Regions from separate parts of the Mus musculus genome. Here regions 1 and 2 are each linked to region 3. Evidence: chromatin loops called from intact Hi-C (ENCODE). Cell type or tissue: gastrocnemius. All regions are shown on one strand.

Region 1 (8,000 bases), 210 kb after region 3:
AGTGGTTCTCTACCTTCCTAATACTTCGACCCTGGAAGAATACAGTTCTTCATATTGTGATGACCCTGTACTGGCTGGTTTTGTGTTAACTTGACACAAGCTAGAGCCATCAGAGAGAAAGAAGCTTCAGAAATGCCTCCGTGAGATCCAACTATAAGGCATTTTCCATTTTCTCAATTAGTGATCAATGGGGACAAGTCCAGCCCATTGTGGGACATCTATCCCTGGGCTTGGTGGTCCTGGGTTCTATAAGAAAGCAGGCTGAGCAAGCCATGCAGAGCAAGCTAGTAAGCAGCACCCCTCCATAGCCACTGCATCAGCTCCTGCATCTAGGTCCCTGCCCTGTTTGAGTTCTGTTTTGTCCTGACTTCCTTTGGTGATGAGCAGCAATGTGGAAGTGTAAGCTGAAAACCAGCTGGCTTTTTGGTCATGGTGTTTCATCACAGCAATAAAACTAAGACAGAAATTGGTACCAGGAATGGGATATTTCTGTGACAGACCTGATCCGACCATGGTTTGGGGGGAATTGTGGAAGGACTTTGGAACTTTGGGCTAGAAAAGCCATTGAGCGTTAAGAGCTCGGTGAGATGATTTTTTTAGGAGCTTGGAAGACAAGAATGTTGAGAGCAGTGCAGGAGATGGAGGCCTGGCTTGTAAAGGTTTAGAAGAAAATTTAAAGACTATCATGGCTATTTGCTGTTTTGAATTAAGATTCTGTTGTTCTGGTCAGCTGTGGATGAAGAGACAGCCAGAATTAACAAGACAACACCACCACTGAAGTTGAACCTTTGCACTACTGGGACAATTGATGCTGGTGAGCTGGAGCTAAGAAATTAGTAGTGACTGAGAAGAGACCAGCATCGTTGGCGTGAAATCTTCTGGGAAGTGTTTTCAGAGAGTACAGAACATCTGTGTTTAAGAATTGGCCAACGTTGTAACTCGTGCTAGCAGCCAAAGTTGGTAGTGTAAGAGTCACCCAAGACTGGTTTTGAAGGCATGATGAACATGGAGAACAGCTGAGGCCTGGCACTGTGAGAGACCAGAAGAGGCCACTGGTGAAGGTACAGCCTCAGTGTTATTTGAAGGGGACTGAAGGGGTCATGCAGCGTTGAGAATTGGTACCATGAAGAGAGTCTGTGACAGGCTATTGGTGAAGGTACAGCCCAGTTGCAGCAGAAGACCCTGGGGTTTTGGAGATGTCAGTATAATGGGATGATCACCAAGAACAGCAGCAGCAGTGGAGTGGATCCAGCCAGAGCCTAGAAGACAAGATGTGTGTGCTGCAGAGGGCAGAGCTGGAGAAATGACTCAAGCCCTTTGGAGGAGCCCAGAAGATAGGGAGTGGATCCCAGACATTGGACAGTTGGTGTTTGATTTTGCTTTGATTTGATTGTGAGTGTGCCCTAATTTTTCCCTCTTGGGGTAAAACATTTGGTTTATTTATTTTTTTATTTTACTGGCACCCATAATTGAGAAACTTTAAATTTTAAAAGACTTTGTATTTTAAAAGAAATTAGCTATTTTAAAGGGACTGAAATTGTAATATGGTTAAATTTGTGAAGACTGTGGGGCTTTTAAAGTAATGTATATTTTTAATGTGAGATCTTAGGGTGAATAAGAAAAGAAAGGTTGTGGCCTGAAAGTGATATATTGGGCTGTAGACATGGATCAGTGGTTAAGCGCAATGGATGTTCCTCCAGAGGACTCGAGTTCGATTCCCAGCACCCACAAGGCTGTATCTCCAGTTCCAGAAGATCCAACACCCTCAACACAGACACATATGCAGGCAAAACACAAAACTAAAAATAAATAATTTTTAAAAACAAAGCAATGTGTTAGTGTGTCAGGTTAACCAGGGATCAGTTATACTGGCTAGTCCTGTGTCAACTTGACACAAGTCATCAGAGAGGGAGGAGCTCTTGTTGAGGAAATGCCCCCATGAGAGACTGTAAGGCATTTTCTCAACTAGTGGCCAGTTGGGAAGGAGGAGGGCCCAGCCTATTGTGAGACTTGTCACCCCTGGGCTGGTGGTCCTGGGTTCTATAAGAAAGCCATGTGGAACAAGCCAGCAAGCAGCACCCCTCCATGGCCTCTGCATCAGCTTCTGCTTCCGGTTCCTGTCCTGTTTGCATTCTGTTTTGTCCTGACTTTCCTTGGTGATGAACAGCAATGTAGAAATGTAAGCTGAATAAACCCTTTCCTCCCCAACTTGCTTTTTGGTCATGGTGTTTTGTCACAGCGATAGAAACTCCAAGACAAATAGAAACGTAAGACGAACCCCAGCCATACAATTATTTTGTTGCTACTTCTTAACTGTAATCTTGCTGCTATGGTGAATCGTAATGTAAATACCTGATAGGTGGGATATGTGATTTGCAACCCCTGTGAACAGGTTGTCTGACCCCCAAAGGGGTCGTGACTCACAGGTTGAAAACCATCACTCCTAGAATATCATGACATCAAGATGCTCAAGAAGTCAGTTGTCAGTCACTTGTGGAGTAGATAAATGTTCCCTCTTGCTAGCTGGGACTTTGTGGACAAAATAACACTACAGGGCCTGGGGTCTGTGTTAAGTGTTAAACCATCATGCTGGGTAGTGGTGGGAATGAGCTGAGCCATGCTTGGCACAGTCAGAAATCTCAGGGTTCCAGTTGCTACTCTTGAGAGGCTCTGCTTCTACCCAGAGGCCTTCTTCTATGTGCCTGGTCTGCCTCACTTTGCAAGTCTACTGCCTACCCACTGGCCTAAGTAGCTGGACTGAGACACACCGTTCCAGAGCATCCTAGAGCTGGCAGCTTCCACTGGCTACTGGAAAAACAAAGACACAGGCTACTGATCATGTACACACACACACACACACACACACACACACACACACAAGGGCACACAATCAAACATGACTATTGTACTATGTGATTTTTCAAATATATACACAAGCATACATGTATACTACACTATACATGCATGGACAGACACACACATACACACACACAAACCTGTACCCAGCACACATCCCTTGGTACGCACTTTGCCATACACACACACCCATACCACACTTTACCACATACACACATACACATAAGCTCTAACCTGTTCCCCTCAGAGCTGATCCTTCATCACTAGGCCATCCCTAGCTCATGAACAGGTGGGGGCTCCAAGAATGTCAGAGCAGACACCCACGTGCCTGGCACATGGAGAACAAGCTAATGACCACACTAACACCAGGGCTTAGCCACGTTGTGGGGCCTCCTCTAACTCCTTTACTCAAACTCTTGCTTGGTTCAGGCCTGGGTCATGTCTGATGGATTCCCCAGCTGCAGCCTGTCCCCACTTCCTTGCATGTGGGCTCCTGGACCCATCTGACCTCTGCTTCTAGGAGAGTCAGCTTGTAAACCTGAAGGAGGAGCCAGGGCAAGAGCCTGTCTCCATGATAGGGCTGGATTCACATCTCCCAGGAGCCTCATTTAATCCCAGTAAGCAGTAAGCACTCCATAGGTCTTGGACTCATTCCTTTTAATGAGTTTGGTGTTAGAAGTCTAGATTCCCTGGAAGAGAGGCAGCAAGGACCTGTGGGATGCTTTTTTATTATTATTACTATTATTATTACTATTATTATTATTATTATTATTATTATTATTATCTTTTTGTTTGTTTGTTTTTTTCAAGACAGGGTTTCTCTGTGTAGCCTGGCTGTCCTGGAACTCACTCTGTAGACCAGGTTGGCCTCCAGAAATCCACCTGCCTCTGCCTCCCAAGTGCTGGGATTAAAGGTGTGCACCATCACTGCCCAGCCTGCGGGATGTTCTTGTTCACCTGAGGAGAGCCCAGAAAATGTCAGGGCCCACCCATGCTCACATTGCAGGAAAGGGGCTCGAATCGGGGCACCAACCTCTCCCAGTCCCACATGTGGAACCAACTCTCGTCCTCAGCCTCCTTTGAAAACATTTGCCTCCTCTCCCCACTCCAGGAAAAGTCTGGGCCCATAGCCTCCTTACGTCATTCCCCTCGGTAGATATGGACACCACCAGCCCTGCGTGCTTAGTGAGAAGGTGTTGCCTGCTTGAGATGTGACACCTCCGGCACCTCCCCAGTGAGGGAGAACATAGCTGCACCCAAGTCTCCCGGAACTGATGGTAAAGCCCAGCACTACGTTTATTAACATGAGGCTTTGGATGAATGGGATCTTCCCTTTGAGCCCGCTTTCCCATCAGTAAACTGGACTGGTGATGCCTACCTGTGCTTTGCGTTAGATGAGGAGCACAGACACACACTCGTATATGCTTTTGACAACTGAGAATGACAGGTGGTGCGTCACACACCATCCAGGTTAGCAGGTTTCCCAGACAGTACCGAGCATGCCTGGTATCCGTATTCCCGGGAGGCAGTTTATAGACAGTGTATGCTGCTACCAGAAGGAGGCGTTGTGGTAGGTTACCAGAACAATTAGACCATTGCTGCTTTTTAATCGGTCACAGCTGATGCTTGCGTGTTCCTGTGCTGCCACCTTCTGGTCAATGTGATAACTGCAGGCAGGTTTTAGAATAATTCCATTGGGTAGAGATAGAGAGTTGGTGTCTGCAGTGGTCCAGCATTGACCCTTTAGGATCTGATTTGTGAGGAAGTGAAAATGCCCTTGGAAAAGCATTCTGGTTCTGAGACGAAGTAACTACACCATGGCCTCAAGATCTGAAACACCTAAAGATCCTCCATATGGGTCTCACAGACCACAGTGAACTGGTGTTCTTAAGAGGGAGGCATCTCCACAGGACCAGCACCAGCACCTGCCCTAGTGTGTGCACCTCCAGCACCTGCCCTACTGTGCGTATCTCCAAACTCACAGGACTAGTATGTTGTGATACTTAATTTTGATCCTAAACAAACCTCCTACCAATGTTGCTATTGAGACAGGATGCCACTATGTAGTTCAGACTGGCCTCGAATGGGGCATCCTCCTGTTTCAGCCTCTGGAGTGCCAGGATTCCAAGTGAGAGACCCCGTGCAGTATTTTCAAGTGCATGCTATATCTTTGTACCTCTGGTCCAGGAACTCTTTCCCTCATCTGGAATGTTTCCTGATGTGATGTTTCCTAAAAAACCCAAGACTCACTCCTGGCCCCTCCTAGGAGGACCCCACCCACAAGACTTGACTAGAGGAGGGTTTCTAAATCATGGTGTTTGCAGAGGTCTTCCAGAACTCTCCAGAGCTGTGGACAGAGAGAAAGCAGCTTGCCCAAAGTCGCCCAGCAAACTATGGTGCAAGGTGCTGTCCGTTACAGTGTTGATTTTCCTCTGTCTCGGGACAGTGCCTCTAAGCATCTTATCTGTACTCTGTAGCTGCTTGCAAATCTTCTTTGAAGAAATGTTTGTTCAAATATTTTGCAAATCAGGTTACTGTAAACTACAGCACCAGACGATTTTTGTAAGATGGATCTGGTGGTTTCATTTCCAGAGAACTGGAGATGCAAACATCTTTAAAGCTCACGACACACTTTAACTAGACTACTTTTCACGTGGTGTGTTCGGATTCTCTTTGTGAGCTAAATCCTAGAAGAGATGGAAACCACTCCCAGCAGCAGCTCTGCTAACCTGGCGTGAGGGAAAGCTGTCTCCGTCTCTTGAAGCTCCTGTGAGGCTGGACTTTAATTTCCATACTCTGGTATGCTAAGGGAACGTTTCTCATCCCATAGCTTAGAGTATGTAGTCAGTTACTGTCTCCTGCGAGCCCTACCCTGGGAAACTCTCTGGGCTCTATCACATCCTTTCCATTGTTAAAGATGGAAGGAGAGAGGGGCCCTGAAGAGAGGCGGGACTATGGGTACCAAGTTACAAATGGTATTCTCTGGCACGGAGGGTAATTACATTACTAATAGATTGCATATTTCCAAATACCAAGAAGAATCTTTAAATGTCCTCATCACAGTGAAATGATAACTGTTTGAACTGATAAACATGCCGCTAATCACTCCAAATTGATCATATGCACATCATATGCATGTACCTAGACGTCATGCAGACCTCACAAGCACATGCAATTATGTGTTCAACTTTTTAAAATGCAAAGCCCAGCTAGGCGCGCTGGCACACACCCTTAACCCCAGCACTCAGATGGGCAGAGGCAGGCAGATCTCTGTGAGTTCAAGGCCAGCCTGATCTACATAGCAAGTTCCAGGCCAGTCAGGACTACAGGGTGAGAAACTGTCTCGAAACAACAAAGTAAAGCCTATTTTTAGGTGCCTCCCATTTCCTCCACCATTAGAATCCTTGTTAAAGAAAATAATACAGCTAATGTCTGTCACATCTCTTCAGTGCCTGCCCAAATCCTCACCCCTCAGCCTGGGCTTTAAAGCCTCCAGGATCAGTCTCTTGCCCTGGCCAAAGCTACCTCCCAGGAGCCCCTGAGCACCTACGTGATTCTTATGTGGGTCTTACGTGTTTACCCTCCTGACACACACACACTGCTCTCCACTGACCCAGAACTTTGTCGGGTTCCCACACTGAATCTTAGTTGAACTGTGGTCCCGCCAGTCGGCCAGCGCTGGGTACTGTCCAAGGTCCTGGAGAGAAACTTCCGACGGGTTCCCGACTGAGAGGGTCTAACCAAAGTAGAAGGGTGGGAGCACAAATATCTCTCCTCTCTCTCTTCTTCTCTTTCTCGCCTCATTTCATCCCCCCTCCTTTCTTCACCCTCCTTTTCTCTCTAGGGTCTGATAGCCCAGCCTAGCCTCAAATTCTCTATGTAGACAACCAAAGATGACTTTGAGCTTTTGATCCCCTGCTCCTGCCCAGGGTTCTGGGGTTATAGGTGTGCGCCACCTGGCTTGGCTATGCTTGAACTCAGGACTTTGTGCACACAAGCACTCTACCAACTGAGCCACATCTCCATCCCGATCCCCCACCCGTGCTCCTGTTTTTTTTAAAGATGCAAGACTGCTCCCCGATCTGGCCTCCAACATCTGGGCTCAAATCATCCTTCAGAATTCAGTTTCCCTAGGAGCCAGAATTAGCAGGTGTGTGCCACCATATATGGCTGTACAACTGCGTTCTGACCCTCTGGAGGCTGGCCATGGAGTCACAAATCAGTAGTCCCAGCACTTGGAAGGTAAAGGCAGGAGGGTATCCAGTTTAAGGTTAACCTGAGCTATATAGCAAGAATCTTTCTTTAAAAAAAAAAAAAGGTCAGGCCAGTGAAATGACTCTGTGTCTCAGTTTGTGCAAATCTGATGAGGTGAGCTTGATTTCCACATGTTCTCATTGGTTCATGTGCCTCCTTATACATCATAAATAATAATGATGATAATAATAATAATATCAAAAAGAAAGAATAAAGAACCCTTTGTCGGGGCCTAGCAAACACATAAGTGGATGCTCACAGTCAGCTATTGGATGGATCACAGGGCCCCCAAAGGAGGAGCTAGAGAAATTACCCAAGGAGCTAAAGGGATTTGCAACCCTATAGGTGGAACAACAATATGAACTAACCAGTACCCCGGAGCTCTTGACTCTAGCTGCATATGTATCAAAAGATGGCCTAGTCGGCCATCACTGCAAAGAGAGGCCCATTGGACTTGCAAACTTTATATGCCCCAGTACAGGGAAATGCCAGGGCCAAAATGTGGGAGTGGGTGAGTAGGGGAGTGGGTGGGAGGGTATGGGGGACTTTTGGGATAGCATTGGAAATGTAAATGAGGAAAATACCTAATAAAAAGTATAAAAATAAAAAAGAACCCTTTGTCTTCAATAAGTAGGAATTTCATCAGAGGAACTCAAGCAAAATAGCCAAGATGATAGACAGAGATCTCACAAAGCCAGGATCAACATCTGGACTGGGCTTGTGGGAATAGGTCTATGAAAGCCTTCACCATCCTATGCTGTGGCTTCAGTCTGCCTCCACTTCCTTCTCTGCCTTCACTGAGCCAGGTGACCGTCTTGCTTTGCCTTTGGCCCATGGGAGTGTTGGCCCTGACTCCACATCCCTGCATCTTATCCTAGAGGTAACTGCCA
Region 2 (8,000 bases), 180 kb after region 3:
CCGAGTGCAACAAACTGAGTTTAATCCCAAGGATCGCCTGGTGGACGGAGAGACCTGGCTTGTGCGAGTTGTCCCTAACCTTCATACATGCGCCTTGACACACATGGCTATCTATACTCATGCTCCTACATATATACACATTGAATAAATAAATGTAATTAAAATGCTTTTCATTAGGAATGGCTGAGGATGTAGTTCACAGTAGGCAGAGCACTTGCCTAGCCTGTTCAAGACCCTGAGTTCAATTCAGAAAGAGGAGGGTTAGCATACGGAGAAGGCAGGGCGGAGGGAAGAAACGGGGGGGGGGGGGGCACTGTTCACTTGGGGCAGCCCCTGGGCCTGGGATGAGGGAAATGTTTTGAGAATGAGGAATTGGTGTTTTCTTCTTTCAGGGGTATGTGTGTGGTACATGCATGTGTTCATATATGCACGTGGACAACACACATCTGTGTGTGCCTGTGGAGGTCAGAGGTGGATGTAGGGTGTTTTCTTTAATGGTTTTCCACCTCGTTTGTTAAGACCGGGATCTCTTCACTAATCCCTAGAGCTGACAGTGTCGCTGGGCTGACAGGCCAGGGATCCAGGGATCCACCTATATCTGATGCTCTGTGTTGAGGTTACAGATCCCCCTCAGCCACACCCAGAGTTCACAAGGATGTCAGGAATCCAAACCCAGGTTCTCACTCAGCCGGACTCGGGTGTGACCAGGAAGATGGGAACCTTCAGGAGTGAGAAATGCAATCCTGGAAGGCTGGGGTCTCTGCACCCACCGGAGCCTGTGGTGTCAGGACAGAACGAGACACGGGTATCTGTGGGCACTAGGGTACATGTGTGGGTGTGTACAGTGTTAATGTGACACGGGAGCACCGTATGACATAGACACAGCTTCAGTTCATATCTGTCTATAACACAAGACAGACCGGATTCAGAGACTGGCCCAAGTGGATGCTGTTACTCCAAGGTAGTGCGTGGCTCACAGAGCCACTCTGGAGCGGGGCAAACCCTGTTACTGTTGCCCACTCTCCTGCAGCCCCCCTCCCTGGTGCTGTCCTCTCAGAGCTCTTTAGTTCAATGGGTACAGAGGTGCGGCTGTGCAGGAGGCTCACCTCTGCCCTCTCTTCTGCCTCAGAAGAAGAGCAAAGTGCACTACCACATTGCCGTCATCATCAACTACCTGGGCCACTGCATCTCCCTGGTGGCCCTCCTGGTGGCCTTTGTCCTCTTCCTGCGGCTCAGGTGAGAAGACACGGGCACTGCCACCCCTGGGCCCTTGAGCGTACTCGGGGAGGTGGGTAAGATCCAGGCATAGCTATGGGATGGGGGCGCTGACCAGGAGGTAACCGGCCTCTCATTTGAATAGAAGAGTATCACTATGTGAAGCTCAGGTCTCTTAGGACCTCGGCAGAGCCATGCCTGTCCTTTCTCCCAGCAGCCTCTGGGAGACGTAGGGTAGGGAGAAACAAAGCCCAGGCTCACCTGTGTTACCAATACCTAAAGCTGGTCATAAGGCAGGGGGACCCCTGGAGGTGAGGGTTTCATTGAGGGTCATCCCTGTCACAAGGTCAAATGTGATAGGAAAAAGTTTTGAGTGGGTAGCACTGGAAACTGAAAGTCAAGACAGGGTTGACTGTTGGAGGTTCCTCCTGTTTGTAAGCATTCAATCCTGGGGTGTGGGGAATGAGGGGGACTCCCTGACCACACCAGGCTCTTCCAGGAGCGGATGTCTTGGTGGTCCCAGATAGGAAGGGACCAGTGGAGTTCAGGCTAACCCGTCGGCCCCACTCACTCAAGCTTCAATCCCTCCATTCTTGCACCTGGGCTGGAGCGATGCTCAGTGCTCACACCCCGCCCTCGTGCTCTCTCTCCTCCTGTTGCTATGGCCACCTGCCCTCTCCCGCTGCCCCAGGAGCATCCGGTGCCTGAGGAACATCATCCACTGGAACCTCATCTCGGCTTTCATCCTGCGCAACGCCACGTGGTTTGTGGTCCAGCTCACCGTGAGCCCCGAGGTCCACCAGAGCAACGTGGTACGTCCCAGCTAGGGAAGCAGAAGAGGCCGAGCTAGATTAGGGCTACCGTGTAGGAGGGTCGGGCCTGGGTATCCACAGAACAGGAACAGGACCCCGAGGAGCCCGAGGTTGGACACTAAGGGTCTCTGGACACCCCCACGCTCATGGCATCTCTGGTCGGGGCAGGCCTGGTGCAGGCTGGTGACAGCCGCCTACAACTACTTCCACGTAACCAACTTCTTCTGGATGTTCGGTGAGGGCTGCTACCTGCACACAGCCATCGTACTCACGTACTCCACCGACCGTCTGCGCAAGTGGATGTTCGTCTGCATCGGCTGGGGTGAGCTGGGCCGGCCCTGTCCCCGCCTCTCCTCACTGAGGATGTGGGCCAGCGGGGTCAAGAGGGTGGGGTGTGCACCCTTCTTAGGGATGAGAGTAGTGGGGTTGCCATGAAGCATCAGAGCTCAGCTCCCATGAATCCTTGCTCTACCGTCGGCCCCTGACTGCCCTGGGGTCCTCCAGTGACAGTCGCTCTCTCCCTCAGGTGTGCCTTTCCCCATCATTGTGGCTTGGGCCATTGGGAAACTTTACTACGACAATGAAAAGTAAGTCACTCTGCAAGGTCAGAGCCTAGCTCTACGTACACGCCTTAGGGAACTTCGGCCATTGTCTCTCCTATAAAGACAGTGGCTTCTTCCTCAACAAAGGCACAGAGCACTGGCCTCAATTCTAGGATCCTTTCCAGTGCTCTGCCGGGGAGGTGGCACTAGACAGCCAAGGACCTAGCCTGTTATCTGTCTGGAGTTTTAAGGAGAGCAATACCCAAAGTCACACAGCCCAGGTTCTGAATTGTTGCCATCACCAAGTAGCTATGTGTGACCTTGGAGCTCATTGTCACAGCAGGCCTCAGTTTCCTCATCCATGAAATGGGCATCTTCATTTTATTTGCCACCTCAAGGCTGTAGTGGGGATGAAGGGCATCAGTGCCTACTAAGCACGAAGAATAGCATCTGCCACCCAGTAAGTGCTGCATAAATGTTTATTAACATCAAGGTATGCTTTACAAAAAAAAAAAAAAAAAAAAAAACCTGGTTCAAGTGGTTTCAAAGCCTTTTCCAGCACAACCTGAAGCCTTGCACATGGGGGACTTTCTGGCTATCCCTCACAAGGATCATATGGGAAGCTCTAGAAAGTTCTATACCTCAGGGCTCCATGCTACCAGACTGAGGTGTGGCCTGGGTAACAGGGTGGTTACTGTGTAAAGCCAAGATTGAGAACTTCGCAGAAAGACTGAGAAGGTGGGAGGAGCTGGGTCACACTTAAGCATCCCCAGCTCCCAGCTAGCTGACTGGGGGTTCACACTGACAGACGCTCCTTTCCCCTCACTGGGCTGCACAAGAAGCCCGGGGGAGTATCATCCATATTTGTGAACGTTGTTCCTTCTGCCTCAGGCTGGGGTGTTTGTGCCAAAGCAGGGTAGGCGGCAGGCTGCAGGGAGCCAGTTCACTGACAGTGGGTGCGGTATCCCGGGGAAGGGTGTGGGCGCGGGGTGGGGGTGGTATCTTCTTGGGAATGCCTGGATGGGGATGCCTGTGCTTTGTAGGATATGAAATTTTGAATAGAAGAGACTGGGAAGGAGGGAGAGGCGGAAGAAGGCAAGAGACAGGCAGCGAAGGAAAACCCAGAAAGGAGCCTGCTCCCACCCTGGAGCAGGAAGGATGCTGTAAGGTTAGGTGTGAGCAGCTCTGAAGCTCCATCTGGTGGACAAATGCTGACACTGCAGCAGAAGTGGGGGAAGATGAGCAGCGAGGCCCCGGGGTCCCAGTCTGGAGTCCACAAACAGTGGCATATGACCTGAGTGGTGTTAAGAAAACAAAAACAAAAACAAAAAAAACTTGACGTTTCAGCCAGGGGGTCACATATGCTAACTTCACATTCTGGTTTACAGCATCCATTGCAATCCCATATGCCCATAAGGACACGGGACTTCCGATTCGCCCTGTCCCTGCCTACTCCCAGGAGCTTGCCGAGTAAAGGGCAGTTCAGGAGAATGCAGAACAGGCTGACATCTTGCAATAGGTGCTAGCTGTGAAACCTTTCCCTGCATGGGCTGCACTCCCAGAGTCCCGCAGAAACTGCTGTGTGACAGGGCAGTGAGCATCGCTCAGCCATGGCCACTGCCAGAGTCTCTTGGTGGACACCAGAGAATGCAGTTGCAGTGTCAGGCTTCAGGCTGTTTCTGGATTGCTGTTTGGAGAATTCTTTCCCTGGGAAACGCAAACAAGCAAGCTACCCCTGCCTGCCAGGGACCCAACCACAAACTCAGGTGCAATTCACCTAAGTCCAGCTGAGGAAACAATGAACTTCAGGGGATGTTTACAGGGCCAGGGTAAGGAGCTATTTACAGGCGCATAGGTGACCTCAAAGTAGCCGCACCACTAGAAAGTCTCCCCACAGCATGGATAAAGACTTCCCTATGATATGAATGCACTTAACCTCCATAGAGTTAACCTCCAGTTAACTCTACAAACTCGAGCATCTCCTAAGACCATGAAGCTATGTGCAGTGGGCACCTAGAGGTGTAGGCAGACATGGCTGGAATCTCAGGCAAGGGCCCACTAACCCTCCCACTCTACTTCTCCTTTCTGTGGGAGGAATATCAACAATCAGTCCCATCTTGAGGGGTCCTTACAAGCAGCCACAACTGCGTAGATGAGGATGGTGGCTGTCACAATCAGGGGCCTTCATGGCCCCTCCCTCCACAGAGTTTGCTCCAGCTTCGCATCCTACATCAGAGGGTACCACCCACTTTGCAGACGGGTTCACTGAGGCATTGAAGGAGAGTCAGTTGGACTGGCTTTCTTGGAAATTGGGGTGCCCTTTCCTGACCACTGTCAATGACCCTGCCCTATGTTCAAGCACTACACCACTGAAAGGACTAATCCCTCTCTTCCCTTTCCTCTGTGGTCTTCTAGGTGCTGGTTTGGCAAACGTCCTGGAGTATATACTGACTACATCTACCAGGGCCCCATGATCCTGGTCCTGCTGGTAAGAGCCTCAGGAGGTAGCAGGAGACAGGCCACCATGGGGTGGGACAGTCTGTCTACCATGGACAGTATTGAGAGAAGGAGGGAGGAAGAGGGAGTACGTGCGTGCCTGTGTGTGTGTGTGTGTGTGTGTGTGTGTGTGTGTGTGTGTGTGTGTGTGTTTGTATGAGCGAGTGCAGCAGAAATACCAAGAGCAGAGCTGAGAGAGCCGAGGAAAGCCGGTCCCATCCACCCCACCCACCTCCATTTCCTGCATTTGTCCCTGCTACCCACCCCAGCCCCTGCCACCCATCCTCACTCCTTCTGGTGTGCTCCAATTGCAGATCAACTTTATCTTTCTCTTCAACATTGTCCGCATCCTCATGACCAAACTCCGAGCATCCACCACATCTGAGACTATTCAGTACAGGTACCTGGCTCCCCGGGGATGCTTCAGAGATTCCAGTGGCTCCTTTGAACCAGATCTCTTCCAAGCCAGCCAGTCAACCCAGAAACTGCAGCTCCACCTTGCCCAGTGCCTAAGACGGTCTCCCAAACCCGTCACTCTCCCCTCAAGCTAGCAGCCCCATCCCTCCCAGGTAGCCTGTGACTCCAGCCTCTGTTCCACCCTAGGAAGGCTGTGAAGGCCACTCTGGTGCTCTTGCCCCTCCTGGGCATCACCTACATGTTGTTCTTCGTCAACCCTGGGGAGGACGAGGTCTCCAGGGTTGTCTTCATCTACTTCAACTCTTTCCTGGAGTCCTTTCAGGTACCTCCATCCCTCCAGAGCTTCTCCAGCCTGGGGGCCAGATTTGCACTCATGGGTGGGGATTGCTCTGGCAGAGTCCTGGGGGACTGGGGGAGGCAGGGCTGAGCAATCTGGGCTGGTTGGACCCCACTTACCTCTGACTTCTTTCTTCCTTTCAGGGCTTCTTCGTGTCTGTGTTCTATTGTTTTCTGAACAGTGAGGTAAGGACCTAAGGCCAGGGCTGGGCTCAAAATACCGAGACTAAGGACTGTCTCCATCATATCTCTTCTGCCGTGGGCTGGCTTTCCTCCCTCTTCCCAGGTTCCCATGATATGTCTCAGGGAACCTTGAGAGCGTCCCTGTTCTTGCTGATCTGTACCTGTGTATCTTTAAGCATGGCATGGGGGTGGCTAGAAGATAAGGTCTCTGCCTCAGGGAGAGTCAGACAGGGGTTGGGACTCTGTATGGCAAAGGCAAAATTAGACTGGGGGGGGAAAAGGTGTGCCTTCCTCATTTGGGAAAACTGACTCGACAAACAGCAAACCAATAGAAGTAATTATGTGAATGTCACCACCTACTATAGAGCCTGTCACCACACCTGGTAGGTGCCTGTAGCAACCTAGAGGATGAGAGGGGTGTCCTGAGCCGGAGCTCTGATGCATTACCTTGTGCCCACAGGTCCGCTCTGCCATCCGGAAGAGGTGGCGGCGATGGCAGGACAAGCACTCCATCAGAGCCCGAGTGGCCCGCGCCATGTCCATCCCCACCTCCCCCACCAGAGTCAGCTTCCACAGCATCAAGCAGTCCACAGCAGTGTGAACCTCAGGCCACAGAGCAGCCCCCAAGACCCGAGGCTGGGGAAATGATGCAAGCTCACTAGCGAGCCTGTCTGCAGAGGCAGGCAGCCTTCCCATCCCTGCCCCTGGGATGCAGACCTGTAAGCCTGCCCAGCCGTGGACAAAGCCCATAGCACTGGGGTGGGCCCTTGGCATCTAGCTCCCTGCTGCCCATTCTCCCTGGGAAGTTGAAATGGGCATTGGGGGCTGGAAACCCTGCAGCAGTTTGATGGGCCTGTGAGCGCTGTCTTCTCCCAGAGCAGCTTACTGAAGATCTGTCGTCTTCAGGAGCTGTTGGGGAGGCCAACTGTTACCCTGGGGCATCATGGAAAACTCCCTTCTGAGACTGTAAAGTCTCTGAGTGTTAGCGATGCCTTGGGATGCTACCGAGGACCAACATGGTCCAGTCAGGAGACCGGGAGATAGCGGTAGAAATCTGGGAACGTCATCAGATGGCACTCCACCTCCCTACAAGTCACTCCTGAGCCACCAGGATTTCATCAGCACTGTGGCACTGCCACTGGAAAGCCCTGCCTTGCTGCTTTGCTGCCCTGCACCTTTAGACATTTACTATTCTGCAGGCCAAGCCAGCTTTCTGTCACTTATCCACTGACAGCAACGGTCCCCTCGCCCCCAAATCCTCCCACCTCTGGGTATCTTCTAACCTGTGAGAAGATGGGGGTCGGGAAGGGGACTTGAGTTGCCAGGAACCAGAGTGGGCCCAGTCTATGAGGAAGGAGTGGCCCCTGGGTACCCAGGCCACTGGCTTCAGTGGCTGGCCTCTTGAACACAGTCACAAGCTGGGGGAAGGATCTATTCAAGTGCCCTGACCAGCGACAGGTGGCTCCTGGGACAACTAACTAACTAAGCCCTTGCTCCCAGGCTTGGAATGGCCCAGTCCTCAGTGGGTAGGAGAGCTGAGGAGCCGCAGCAGGACTGAGGTGGGGGTGATATAAATAATATTTATCTTTTCAACTACCTTTGTGAAGACGTTCACTCTGCTGGGGCTGGGAGTGAGCCAGAGGGTGGCCTCTGAGAAGTAGCCAGTAGGGGCAAGAATTCCTGTGTGGCAGGAAGCTTGATACATCTCATACAATTCAGGTTGAGCCTGAGGGCCAGACATGAACTCCAGACGTGAAGGTATGGATGCTTGTCAAGTAATAGCTCTTGGCAAGGCGGTGAGACCTGGAGAGAAGAGTCGTGGGCTTCCGTGCAGGTTACCACGCAGAGAGGGTTAGCATGGACAGTGAGACCAGGCTGAAGTGGGGCCCAGTTCTGTGGGGGAGAACTAGGCAGCAGTTAGGGAGGCTGAGCAGCCTATGGTGCTGGAGTCTTCCCAGATACACACATGGAGACTTGGTGACCGGGGCACTCTCAAGAC
Region 3 (8,000 bases):
TACCACACAGAGTAAATAGCTTTTATCAAATGGCTACACATAGGGATGCTATAATAAAGAAGATGAAGTTGACCAGTTAAAAGAGGTCCGGAAGCCTGGCAGGCAGCAGTGGTAGCCTTGACTCTTCTCTGGAGGAAGGGGCACTTTGGTGGGGTTTTGGTAGGAGGATGTGATCTGAAAATAGGCCTTAGGGGCAAGCACGGAATCAGGGTGACCAGTGAGGAGGTTATGTCCATTATCCAAGTGAACTGTGGTGGGGTCAGATTAGGGTGTGGTGGCAGAGAGAATGGTGAGAGGTGGTCAGATTCTGAGTAAATTCTGATGGTAGGACTGTTGGGATTTCCTGCTGTGTGGTCTGAGAAAGAAAAAGCTAAGGTTTTGGGTCTGAGCCACTGAAATAGGGCCGGGGTATGTTTTAGAGGAGGATCCTGTTGCATTGCATGACTACAGGTTGGTAAACTGTTTGCTTGTTTTCTTTAAGGATCTTCCTAATGCTATGAATGCAGCAGAGATCACAGACAAGCTTGGCTTACACTCCCTTCGCCAGAGAAACTGGTACATTCAGGCTACCTGTGCGACCAGTGGAGATGGGCTTTACGAAGGCCTGGACTGGCTCTCCAACCAGCTCAAAAACCAGAAGTGATCAGAAGCAACCCATTCCCCATGCATTGTGGCAAAGCCAGCTGGCCTTTCCCGTGTGCATGTGAGCGTGTGAGGAGCCCAGGGGGCTGTGTGGCTGGAGTGGGGGCAGCTTTCTCACACCGTGCCTTATACACGCTATACGAAAACCAGTATTCCATTTTAAGAAAACCAGTGTTACATTTTGAATGCTACCTTCCATTTCACTAGCTTTGATGGTCATTTTTGCTGAGGCCTCCCTGGGTGTGATAGCCAGAGAATCTCTAGCCTGGAAAAGAAGAAAGCAGGAGCCAGACAGGTCCTGTTGTTGCCAACCTGGGTCTGGCCTCTCCATACACCCAGAATTCTGTTGGACGTCAGTGTCCTTTTATAAAAGGAAAGGAAGGATCTGTCATTCTTTCCATTGTGCCAAAGCTAGCAGCTCACTTGTAGTGCTTTAAAGCTCCCGAGAAGAAAAGATGCATTATTACCACGGGTGTGAGGAAGTTCAGAGGGACTACTTCCCCAAAGTTCTGTTAGCTCAGACTGACTCATTTAGGTGGTTTTAGCCCAAGGAATCAGTGACCTTTTTCATTAGAGTATCAAGACTGTAACACTAGAGAAGTTTCCAGCCTGCTCCAAACGTGCCAAATGGAAACTCTGTGGGCTGCTGGCCCAGCAGGAGGCAGGACTCTTCCCTTAAGCCTCATGGTCCACGGTGGAGTGAAGGTTGGCTGGAGGAAGTGAAGGGAGGTAGCTCTTGTGTTCTGGCGTCATGGCTCAGGCCCTTGAGGCTGCTGCTCCCACTTCTCTGCTCTGTGCTGAGTGTTGTTCACATGAAGCAGACAGTTGTCCTGGGTGGAGTTGTCACTGTGTCCCGTTGTCCCAGTCTACTGTAGGCATTTGGTTAGTATCTGTTTCCAGAACTGCGCACCGTGAGTTCTGAGAGTTTGTGAGAAAGTCGGGAGGTTAATGTAGGAGATGATGTTCCCAGTGGCCCCGATACTCCCTGAGATGGTGCTAAACTGTGCTCCGAGAAGCATCTTTCACTTAGACTGCTCTCGAGGCATAGGCTCCCTCCTCAATGGCAGCGGCATCTGAAGAGTGGCTTGGAAGTGTGTGCTGTGTTGTCTTGCAGATGTAGTGATAGGAAGGCCCAGAGAGGAGCTGGCTTCAGCCCTAAGCCCTCTGGCCACACAGCTCTGGGCCACATTTGTACCTAAGCCCTTTTACTGCTTAACGTTTTAAAACTCCTTTCAGAAAAAAATTGATCCCTGCTGCTACAGGAGGGGGAACACAAGCTGAACTTCAAATAAATCTTGTTCATTGGTAACAAAGTTATACTAGGAAAAAATTCCATGCCATTGTAAATGTGGGCTGTAATGTTTTTCTTTAAAAAGTATCTTAAAGAATGTTCATTGCAATACTGGTGACTAAGTCCAGATGTGATTTTTAATCACAGATGAATTCCTGAGAAATGTTGAAATTGTACACCTCCCATTGGCTGGGAGCTCTTGCCCTTTGTAATTATGCTTAGTGTGCCTGGCCTGGTGCTGGGCTGCGGTAAACATGTGGTGATTGGTTAGACAATAAAGAACTTACTGGGAAGTAGACATGGTCATGTTCTCCTGGATGTCTGAGCTGGCTCAAGTCTCTTTCCCCTTATTTCTGACTTTCTTCTAAAACCTCAGGATGTGTACCCAGGACACACCAGGAAGTGCCCCACCCTCAGACCCCTGACCGCCTCCTTCCTGGCACCTCACACGACATCTCAAGTGGCTTTAGAACTGAGATGTCAGTAAAGTGCAAGTCAGGGTACTTCACTAGGATTCCGAACAGAGCCCTGGTCCTGGGAAGCCATTTTCAAGTCTAGCTTGCCCTGCTCTCCAGCCACTCACCGTTAGCCTTGGTGTGTCAGAGCCTGTCAGCATGAGAGGCCAACACTGACCTCAGAGGTGAGAAGTAAATGCTCTATGCCTTCGAGTGTCTTGCTCTGCTCTTCCCCCAGATGTCATGGTGTCTAACCAAGGACAGCAGCACTAATGTCCCCCACTGCCCAGCATCGCTAATAGCATCAGAGAGTTGCTTTAGCCTTGCCTTTCCCCTGGTGCTGCCTAGAGCTCTGGTCTTTATAAGTGTGCTCTGTGCGGCAAGACTGGCCCAGATACTCATGAAAAAAGCAGACTGTGGGGGCTCAACCTGCTTCCTTTAGTTTTTTATTCTTATTGTACAGTTCAGTGAGTCGCCATATTCAGAGTATGCCTCTACCAATTTTAGATGATTTGTATCAGCACCAAAAGAAGCCCAGGGTCCCTTGGCACCTGTCCCCTCTTCTTTCCCACACAATCTGGGAAGCACTCACCTGCTCTGTCTCTGGATAGGGGCTGGGGGACTACTGAATGATCTAGAAGCACCAAGGCTGTGTCACATGCAGGTGACCATGGACTTTACCACAGTAGGAAGGGAAAGGTTGCTACTACAATGTGACACCAGGCATGAAAGGGCTGTGGTTTCCCATTCAGAAGGGAAGAGCTCAGGCTAGGACAGAGAACACAGAGCTCTGCCACATACTAGCAGATCCTCACTCCCCTGTCCTAGAAATGCTCTCAAGGCTTCTCAGGGGCACGGGCCTTTGTGAATGTCAAGAGTATGGGATGCTAAGCATGGCTGGGCCTGAGAGTTACCAGTATAGTGCAGAGCTTATAATTGACGTGTTAAACACCATGCCTCAGTGATTGAGACTATTTCCACAGTGTTAGGACAGGAAGAGTATGTGGTCCATTTTAAAGTAGGTTTCTCATGTGACTAAAGTGACCTAGGTTCCTTGGCAGGCATCAGGTAGACATTGTCATGCAGTACGTGGAAGCCCCGGTGATAGGCTATGAGAGAGGCTTCTAAGTAGTGATTAGTACATTCATGGATGTGGGCATCCATACTGTGGTTTTTGAGAGCTTTTTCTTGTTTAAGTTTTATGACTTTGGGTGCTTTGACTGCATGTATGACCATTTACTGCTCGTGTGTACATGGTCATACATGTCTAGTACCTTCAGAGGCCAGAGGATTTCCTGGAACTGAAGTTACAGATAGTTGTTAGCTACCATGTGGGTTCTGAGAATTGAACCTGGTTCCTCTCGAAGAGTAGCCAGTGCTATTAACCACTGAGTGGTCCCTCTAGCCTGAGAGTCTTTTTTTTTATAGGAAAGACGATGTCAGGGCAGGAGAGATGGCTCAGCATTTTAGAGCACTGGTTGCTTTTCCAAAGGACTTGAGTTTGATTTCCAGCATACAACTGTCTCTGACTCCAGTCTTAGGGGACCTGGCACCCATTTCTGGTTTCTGAGGGCACTAGGTATACACACGGTACAGACATACTTGCAAACAAAGTACCCATACACATTTTTTAAAAATATTTATTTATTTATTATATGTAATTACACTGTAGCTGTCTTCAGACACTCCAGAAGAGGGCATCAGATCTCATACGGATGGTTGTGAGCCACCATGTGGTTGCTGGGACTTGAACTCAGGACCTTTGGAAGAGCAGTTGGCGCTCTTAACCGCTGAGCCATCTCACCAGCCCCCCCCCCCTTTTTTTTTTTTTTTTTAAAAAAAGGTCTTTCAGCAATCACTGCCCAGCATCGCCTAGCCCCCGGAAGCCTGCCTGCTCCCAGTCTTCCATCCCATACCCTCTAGCTCACTGTCCAAGTCTCTGGAGATTTGGTGAAGCATCATACTGTGAACTTCCCTCATTTTTCTCATTCACACCGTTGTCATCTTCTCTAGTGTGTGGCATGGGATGCCCCGTCTAAAAGGATTTCCTGGAGACACAGTTAGACGTACAGCCAGCGCAAGCTTGTTTTTTACCCATTACCACTAGGTGGCGCTGCTGCTTCACCCCAGTTCCTCTAACAGCTCTGTCTGAATGAGCTCTGGGCTTTCCAAGAAGGGAGGGAATCTATAGCTCTTTGCAGGTGGAAAGGCCTGGGTACTAGGAGTGATCCAGTAAACTGGAGTGCCTGGAAGAGAAGGGTGAAGCAGGCATCAGAGCGGAGAACATTAAGCGCGGTAACCATGAAGTCAGAATCCTCTTCCCCAGTGGGGCACATGAACGGCTTCTGCATTACAAAGGCGTCTCAAGTATAAAAAGATAAAGTGACCCCTGCACTGTGGAGAACCGCTGAGAGTTCCAGGCCACCTAGGCTGCATAGCAAGAGGAAAGGGGAGAGAGAGAGAGAGAGAGAGAGAGAGAGAGAGAGAGAGAGAGAGAGGAGAAAGGGAGGGCCAGTGAGATGACTTGGGAAGAGTGTTTGCAGGTGAGGCAGCCTGAGTGCCACTCCTCCCAGAACACTTATGTGCTGGACAGAAAAAAACCTGCAAGTTCTCTGGTTTGCATGTGTACCATGGCATGCCCATGCTCACTTACATAGACATACAGTGTAAAGCAATGACAGAGTTAACGTGACTTGCTGGAACCCCAGACACGGTACACAGCGCTGCTCTGGATTCCATGGAAGACCAAGCAGCTGTCCCCAGGCCAGCCGGGAGGCGAGAAGGACATGGAAAACCATAAACACTCAGAAAATGTGGCTGTGTTAATACTTACACAATATCCAGTTGTCCATTTAACGAGTGGGTTGTATGGTGTGGAAGTTATACCTCAGTAAAGTATGAAGTGACCAGTCACGAGCCCAACAGGGATGAGGGTGCCTGTGGTGAAACAAGAATTTGTTCTGAGTTGGCCACAGTTGTGAGGCGAGAGTGCAGCCAGGCCTCTGCTCTAATCTTAGTGTTGGGGAACCCAGGGCTTCTCAAAGCGAGTCACTCCAGCTGGGATGGTGTGCTCGAATCAGGCGAACTCCATCATTCTAGCCTATGTTCGTAGTCAAGAAAACTCCTGTTGCCTTGCAGCACACCAGTGAGCTCAATGACAGCCATTGTTTCTCTCAAGTCATTCCACCCCAGGGAGAAATCCCGAGTGTTTTTCACAGTGTGAGAGTTCTAGATGCCCGTTTTCTACTTGCTGGGGCTTGTCAACATTCTAAAATACAGGGGAATTTAAGATATATATCCAGCTGTAATTGGATGCTAGACCCAAGACACTGGATTTAAATTCTTGTTCCATCACAGGCCAGCTGTGTGACCATGGTTAAAAATACCTACTTCTGAGAACTGAGGACATCTGAGTTACTGGGCGGGGGGGGGGGGGGGGGGGAGTGTGTAGTAATGCTCACTGTCTCCCTGTGTAATCTTTTGGGGGGCTCAGATTGGCTTGGTAGTGGCTAAACAAATAAAATGATAGCCTCAAGCATCCAGGCCTGATAATAAGATACAGAACAGGAACCAGCTGAAGGGCTCTGCTGACCTCTGGCAGACGGGTGAGGTCACATGGACTGGTGTCCGAAGCGCTACGGTACCACGATCAATGCCCAGGAAGTCCACGTTTACCAACACCCTCCTCCTCCTCTCACTTTTCTCTCCCATTTTCCCTTTGAGACAAGACCTTGGCCTGTGTATAACCCAGGTTTGCCTCTGACCTTCCTACTTCCTCCACCTCCTCAGTGCTGGGATAACCAGCAACTGCCTGGTTTTCCCAACTGAATTTTTTTTTTCTTAATTATAAACGTTTCAAGCATGGAAGTTGAAGTATTTAGGAAGTCTTTGTCTAAGCAAATAAGTGAGCGAAGACTGCTGCTCGAGTTGGCCACATTCCCTCTGTAGACCTCCAGTTTTGCTTTTCTTTTGCTGACCTCTTTAAAAATTTCAGCCATCGTGAGCCGTTGCCCCTGAGAACATCAGCAGGGATGGAAGTGACGGGCGTCTCCATCAGAAACAGACAGCTAAAGAGCTGGAGAGATGGCTCTACCGTGAAGAGCACGAACTGTTTTCCTACAAGACCAGAGTTCAGTTCCCTCGTGCCCATATCGGGTGGCTCTCAAGTGTCTGTAATTCCGGCTCCGGGGGAGCTGAGGCCCACTTCTGGACTTCACATTCACCTGCACTCAACGTATGCTTTCCCACCCAGGATGCCTAAATAAAAGTAAATGCATCTTTAAAGGGGGAAAAAAAGGCACACAAGATGAGTGTCAGGCAGGCGAAGCAGGAGCTCCAAGGCAAGGGTACAAGTTCAAGGCAAGCCTGGGTTGCATGGGGGAGGGGCAGAGGAAGGGAGGGACAAAGAATGGAAGATGGCAAGTTCCCTGTCATACATAAGGAAATCCTCAGTCATTTTCTAATGTCATCCACTTTCTGCTTGGCTCCTGCTGTTTTTTATAATGGCTTCTTTCTCCCCAAACTAGGATCCAATCAAGTGTCACCGTATTGCGCTTTCTTTCATCTTGATGACACTTTCTCCAGGCTTTGGAGCACACCTTCCGGTCACTGCACAAACCCTTCCACTAAACTGCTTCAGGGCAGAACCAGGCAGGCCACACTCCATCCACCCTCGAATCCCTATTGTTCCAGGCATTTTCTAGCTCTACCCACCCCGGGAGAGGACTTCAGAGGATGCTCCACCCACCCGGGGGAGGGCTTCAGAGGATGCTCGGTTCCTTCTAACCCACCCAGGGGAGGGCTTCAGAGGATGCTCCACCCACCCGGGGGAGGGCTTCAGAGGATGCTCGGTTCCTTCTAACCCACCCAGGGGAGGGCTTCAGAGGATGCTCCACCCACCCGGGGGAGGGCTTAAGAGGGCGGCGGTGGTCAGTTCCTTCTTGGCCTGGACTGTGACTCCATCCCAATGGAATCTAACTTCATTTTCCCTCCCCTGCGAAGGGGCTTTGGAAAGTGTAAGCACACAGTGGTGTGGTAGCGCATGACTTTAGTTTGAGACCTGTTTTACAAAACAAGACTCTGCCCTCACAAAACCAACAAGACTGAACACCCAGCCGCTTCAGTCACCAGCATAGCCCGTCCTTTCTGATATTGTCCTTTGTCTTCTGACTGCGCATACCATAACCTTTCCCCTTTCCAATGCAATAGACATGCTTTGCTCGTGTTTGTAGGCTTTAGACTCACTGTCTATTGTTACTATGTAGTCCAGGCTGCTCTCCAACTCCTGATCTGTCTGTCTCAGTCTCCCAAGGGCCTAGGAATTTTTTTTTTTTTTAATAGAATTTCATGTGGCCCATGGATTCTAATTAACACATGGCTGAGGATGGCATTGAACTTCTGATCTTTCTGTCTCTGGTTTTTGAGTGCTGAGGTTACAGGCCTAGGGCATAGTGCCCCAGTTCTATGTGATGCTGGGACTTGAACCCAGGACTCAGGAATGCCAAGCAGATTCTCTGCCAAGAGAGTCATATCCCCAGCTCTGGGTATCTTTTTGGATCAGGACCACCACGGACATAGTGAATCACGCACGTGGACACAGCACTGTACCTGCT

Evidence for each region. Hi-C counts contacts between places; a loop is a spot of excess contacts. Peaks named below come from ENCODE experiments on the same cell type or tissue, not always from the same donor. Only the 100,000 strongest peaks of a DNase experiment are listed, where the experiment ranks them.
Region 1: a loop joins it to region 3, with 4 times the contacts of the local background. A loop is called at or near these places in 12 of 42 quality-filtered maps.
Region 2: a loop joins it to region 3, with 12 times the contacts of the local background. A loop is called at or near these places in 37 of 42 quality-filtered maps.

Annotation. Positions count from the first base shown.
Region 1 is chr11:104,191,530-104,199,529 of GRCm38, forward strand. No RefSeq gene overlaps it. Among named protein-coding and RNA genes, the nearest start is that of Sppl2c, 9.2 kb to the left of the region's middle. In gastrocnemius, a CTCF peak has its summit at 4,506 (motif pointing left); a DNase peak (open chromatin) is centred at 4,495.
Region 2 is chr11:104,167,927-104,175,926 of GRCm38, forward strand. Crhr1 (corticotropin releasing hormone receptor 1) reads left to right here. Exons shown (of 13, transcript NM_007762.5): 5 at 1,130-1,236; 6 at 1,907-2,027; 7 at 2,196-2,349; 8 at 2,554-2,614; 9 at 4,985-5,057; 10 at 5,380-5,465; 11 at 5,669-5,804; 12 at 5,963-6,004; 13 at 6,462-7,597. The coding sequence ends at 6,602. Among named protein-coding and RNA genes, the nearest start is that of Gm35469, 13 kb to the left of the region's middle. In gastrocnemius, a CTCF peak has its summit at 3,778 (motif pointing left); a DNase peak (open chromatin) is centred at 3,762.
Region 3 is chr11:103,983,107-103,991,106 of GRCm38, forward strand. It overlaps Arf2 (ADP-ribosylation factor 2), which reads left to right. Exons shown (of 5, transcript NM_001304574.1): 5 at 482-2,244. The coding sequence ends at 643. Among named protein-coding and RNA genes, the nearest start is that of Arf2, 20 kb to the left of the region's middle. In gastrocnemius, no CTCF peak of the experiment used is centred here; DNase peaks (open chromatin) are centred at 4,503 and 7,190; H3K27ac peaks cover 1,681 bases.